Linked DNA regions of Mus musculus: region 2 is linked to region 1. A link is a loop called in an ENCODE intact Hi-C map of the cell type or tissue named here. Cell type or tissue: left cerebral cortex. All regions are shown on one strand.

Region 1 (2,500 bases):
GCATGCCCATGCTGAAGCTTAGTTTATGAACATGAATGCTTAGTTTATGAAGCAGGCACAGTGAAGATTTATAGTGTCCTATGGAGCTTAGCAACTTTAGCAGTTTTCAAATTTTTATTAAACCGTGAACTTTCACTTTTTCATTTTAAAGGATACACCTTTTGGTTTGTGTGTGTGTATCTGGTTTATCAGCATCATGAATATTAGGCTTTCAGGCCATTATTATAGGTTTGATAATGGTCCCTTGGATACAAACCCTACACTTACCTTGATAGTCCGTCTGATTAATTGGGATGCTTATGAAGCGACTAACGGGCAGGTACCATATACACTGTTGGTACTGAAAAAGGATGGTTTCCATGTGGGGGTAAAAGTCTGTAGGAATAGTCCTTTGTGTCGGCCAAGTCCAGTCAAGTGCCAGTGTTATCCCAGATTTCGGCCTTTTAGCTTCTCAGATCCTAAAAGGCTGCAGTTTCTGGAGGGGTAGCCTGTGGCTCGGGCTGTGTGAGGCTACTGCCACACTGGTTACAAAGCTCTGGGTGTGAGCTTGCTTTCAAGCTATGTGTTAGAGAGTGCTCACGTTGGCTTAATACAGAGATTAGCATGACTGAGCAAGGCTGGCATACAAATTCATAAAATACGCTGTGTGTAAAAGTATAAGTTCTGCATTTGAGTAGGTGGACCCACCTTAGGTAGATGTCCGTCAGACCTTAGACTTGCAGAATGTAAAGCACCCTGTTTGGTGGGAGCTGCTTAAGTACTTTGTGGTATTATTCAAGTATATTTATCTTAAAGTGTGGCGTGCATATGTCACAAAATGGACAATAATTTCCAAAAGAAAGCAAATAATTATTTTAAATTATTTGACTTTTCAATCCCTCAGCGATCTGGAAAACCATTTCTTTCTTTCTTTTCCTTTTTTAAAAAGATACTGTATAAAATATCACATGAAAGGTATCGTTCGGATTGATTAATGCACCAAGTAGAGCATACATGCTTTTAAAAGAGAAAAAAATGATCAATTCTTAACTAGTAGATCTTGCTTTGACACTTCCCTTATATTCTTAGAAAAGAAAGGAAGGAAAGAAGGAAGGAAGGAAGGAAGGAAGGGAGGGAGGGAGGAAGGAAGGAAGGAAGGAAGGAAGGAAAGGAAGGAAGGAAGGAAGGAAGGAAGGAAGGAAGGAAGGAAGGAAGGAAGGAAGAGAGAAAGAAGATGTGTTCAGATTTTAACTCAAAGCTTTTATAGGGTACTATTGAATGAGTCTCCTGGCAGTTTGGAAGCTAGACCCTGTGAAAGGAGCAGCAACTGAGAAACACACAGCAAGGACCTGAAGCATAAGGACACCTAGAGTCAGCACCCGGCCATGTTCCCCGGCCACTCCCTGGCCACAGTGAAGCAATGGGGGTGGACGGAGCTTTTCAGCACAGAGCCACATAGGCGCATATTCCTGTGCGTGCTTCTTGTGAGTTAGGAAAGAAACCTAGGCGATCCAAAGCTTTTCTTGCAAAACAGCGTCCCTCACAGCCTGATTGCCCCATGACAACGTGTGTTGTGTTGGTTTGTTCTCCTTTTGGGTGAGACTTTTCTATAGAGTGGAAGGCGTTATGCAAACAAACCTCCCACTCTCTCTAACCGCTCTCCAACTTCCCCGTGACTCAAAGGAGGAGATCGATAGCTGGAGTGAGGTTTCAACCTGTCCGTGGCTACTCCACCTTTTGGTAGGCGCTTAAGTCTTGCCAGGAACACACACACACACACACACACACACACACACACAGGAAAGAGGGCAGGCTCTAGGTGAAGTCATCCCTGGTGACACCTTCTCACAGGACTTCAGGGAAAATGCTGGGCGACTGGGCAGCGCTCCTGCCCAGCTGCCTGTCACGGTGCTGGAGTGAGAGGTGAGCTCTTTATTTTTAGCAGGGGGCTGTCATAATAGTCCACTCCTCGGCTTCATTCAAGGCGGGAGGGAGGCAGGCGCTCTGGAAGTTTGTAAACACCAACTTTCTCAGTAGAGGAGGAGCGCTTTTCTCCAGAAAGAGAAGAATTCCCCTGCTGGGGTTTCCCTCTTCTTAGAGCCTGTGCTGTGGACAAGACAGCATTCTCTGGCCATCAGCACAAGCAGAGGCGGCTCAAGTTCTAATTCTCAAAGGGCAGAAATGCCTGCAGGCGGCGGCTGTGGACCAGGCAGAAGGTAATGAGGACATTTTGTTTCTCTGGAGTCTGTTAAGTTTGTTGTTCATCTTAAAAAATATTCTGACAAGTTTAAATATGTTTAAGTGGAAATTTATAATCCTAGCAAATGTTCTTTGGCAAGATTAGCAATCTGAGCTTTAGGAATATATGCAAAGGAGTGTTTGTTTTTCCTCGAATAAGGAAAACAGTGTCCTGGAAGTTTTAAGCCACATTTTTCCCACATAGAGTTGGAATCTACTTGAAATTTTTGATGTTTCTTTTTAAGTTTTTGAGATAACGGTGGTAGACATCTGAGCTCATGAA
Region 2 (2,500 bases), 130 kb before region 1:
ACAGTAGTCAGAGGCTGCAGAGATGGCTCGGCAGTTAAGAGCCCTTGTTGCTTTTGTAGAGAACCCTAGTTTAATTCCCAGCACCCAGATAAGGTTCCCAACTATCTTCTGACCTCTTCAGGTACCAGTTACACGTGGTGTACAAATATACATGCAAGTGAAACACTCACACATGAAATGATAAAAACAAGACTACTCCAGAGGCATCCACAGAGCAGGAGGGAGCCGAGGGGCCTTCCCCCATCTGGCCATAGTTGATTCTGGATCACAAGATCACATTCAGAAAAGTCACTGAATGTATGAGCTAGGGACGCCCAACTACGCAAGTGTAATAATAAAAGAAGCCAATTGAGGCCAGCTCAAGGATTGCTACCAGGAAAGAGTGGTTCCAGGGGATGGTGGTGGGCAAGGGGGCATTTGGGGTGCTGGGGGGGCAGGAAGGTGAATGATGGAGCTTAGTGGATTGACAGGGAAAATATACAGAGAGAAGAAAGGGTTCAAGGCTCCAGCGATGGGCTGTGACACTTAGTTGAATCCCACGGAAGGTAAGAACCTACCATGAAATCTAGGATCGTGTGAGACATTACAGCTAGTGGCTCTAGTAACATCAGTATGGGCCGGGCGAGATGAGAAAGGCAGAAGAGGAAATAGAAGCCTGGAAGATGCCTTTGTATAGTCCAGGCTGAGAGCAGTACTACAGGCATCCTTAGAAGATGCCAGTTGACCATCCTACCTAGCTCAGGAGAGTGGCTGGTTTGTAGTGGGCATCTGGGGGCATTGCCATAGATCTAACCCCACCCACCAGGCTCCCTGCTGCTTCAGCTGCGTCCAGATGAATGGACCTGGAATCAGCTGCTGTGGCCTATAAAGGCTTATAAAGGACTCTAGATGTCACCACCGTTTTAACTGAGGATAGCCATTGGAACCCCAATGGTACCAGCTCTGGTGTACGAGTGGCATACTAGTTTGCAAAGTTAGAAAACATGCATCAAATAAAGTCACTGCTTTCCACGCAAGAGCCACCAGGTGGTGCACCCTTTATTTAGAACGGCTCCAGTTCACTTTCTTCCAAGCTAGGGATGGTCCACTCTGCTCGACTCCAGGTTCCCTGTGAGTCTGGACCTGGACTTAGGGTAGGAAGCTACCATCTCATACGTGGAGGGCAGTCAGAGGATGTCTGCTTAGCTGGGTTCTCAAACCTGGTAGAGACTGGTGACCACATGTGGGTTCTGCTCCCCCCGGCAGGTGGTGGATGTGGCCAAGCTCATGAAAGCGTATATCAGCATGATTGTGAAGAAGCGCTATAGCACCACACGCTCTGTGAGCAGCCAGGGCAGCTCCAGGTGAAGACGAGCCAAGCCCACGTGTCTTGCCGATGTGAACGTGCCACTCTTTGCCTGGGCCAGCGCCTGGTCCTGACCCAGCTTTGGAAACTCAGCTGTCCAGGCTTCTGATAACCGGTCGTCAGAGGGAGGAGTCCCGGGGGCTCCCTTCACCCGATCAGCCTCAGAGATCACGTATTAAGCTGTCAACCTTTAACAGTCTGCACAATCTCTTAAGCTTTAGTTAAAAATCCTAGATGAGAACTTGCCTTAAAGAAAAAAAGAAAGGGGAGAAAACCACACGGCCACCAAAGCAGCCAGAAGTGCCTTAAACTTGCAGAGTGGACCCTAATCGACCTTAACTGTGCTACTGAGGGGGAGCGCTTTCACCTCCCGGTGGGGTTTGCAGAGCTTGGAGGCGGGGCATGGATCCACTGATTGTGCACTAACCTCCCCAGCCTGATTTCCTGCAAATGAGGGGAGCTGAGGGGGCGGGGCGAGGCAGGGAGACAGCAGAGGGGGACAGTGTGTTGTCGGAGTGCTGCTGGCAGCCTTCCTTACGAACATGTATTAACGTTTTTGGGGTTTTTTTGTTTTTTTGTTTTTTGTTTTTTTGGTTTTTTTTTTGCTTTGTTTCAACTGTCTGTGCTTGCCCGCGCATGCATGTGTTCACACACTCAACACTTTAATCATTGTCCTGTGAGCATTAAACACAAAGGGAAAGAGGATGTGCAATGTTGTAAACAGTCTGTATATTTTCCTAGTTCAGAGTTCTAGTCTCGAGGTGGCTTTATTAACAGACCCGGATCCTGGACGTTCCTGTCTTTGCTGTATTTTTTGGAAAGAAACATTTTTTTTGGACTCGGTTTCGTTTTACATGTAGCTAGGGCGGCGACCTGTGACTGCTGTATTACTAACAGGTCTACAGCCCAGAGAGATAACTGTATTTATAAACCACTCTTAAACTGCTGGCTCCAGTGTTTTTAGAATGATATGAAGTCATTTTGGAGTCTTTTTTTCATTCTAAAAGTTAAGTTAAAAAATTTTTTTTGTTTTGTTTTGGTCTTCTTTGAAGGGTAACTTGTGTTATCACTCTGGCTAGATTGCAGATATAACCATGTCGAATGTGGGGGAGGGGGGAGCTGCTGCATTCCCAAACTCTGTACCCCTCAAGCAAA

Evidence for each region. Peaks named below come from ENCODE experiments on the same cell type or tissue, not always from the same donor. Only the 100,000 strongest peaks of a DNase experiment are listed, where the experiment ranks them.
Region 2: it touches region 1 in a loop (2.8-fold over the local background); 22 of 42 quality-filtered maps call a loop at or near these places.

What each region holds. Positions count from the first base shown.
Region 1 is chr15:25,939,049-25,941,548 of GRCm38, forward strand. The region is part of intron 3 of Retreg1 (reticulophagy regulator 1); the gene reads left to right. Among named protein-coding and RNA genes, the nearest start is that of Mir7212, 7.9 kb to the right of the region's middle. In left cerebral cortex, no CTCF peak of the experiment used is centred here; a DNase peak (open chromatin) is centred at 1,537.
Region 2 is chr15:25,810,876-25,813,375 of GRCm38, forward strand. It overlaps Myo10 (myosin X), which reads left to right. Exons shown (of 41, transcript NM_019472.2): 41 at 1,246-2,500. The coding sequence ends at 1,347. Among named protein-coding and RNA genes, the nearest start is that of Retreg1, 31 kb to the right of the region's middle. In left cerebral cortex, a CTCF peak has its summit at 1,019 (motif pointing right); a DNase peak (open chromatin) is centred at 1,034.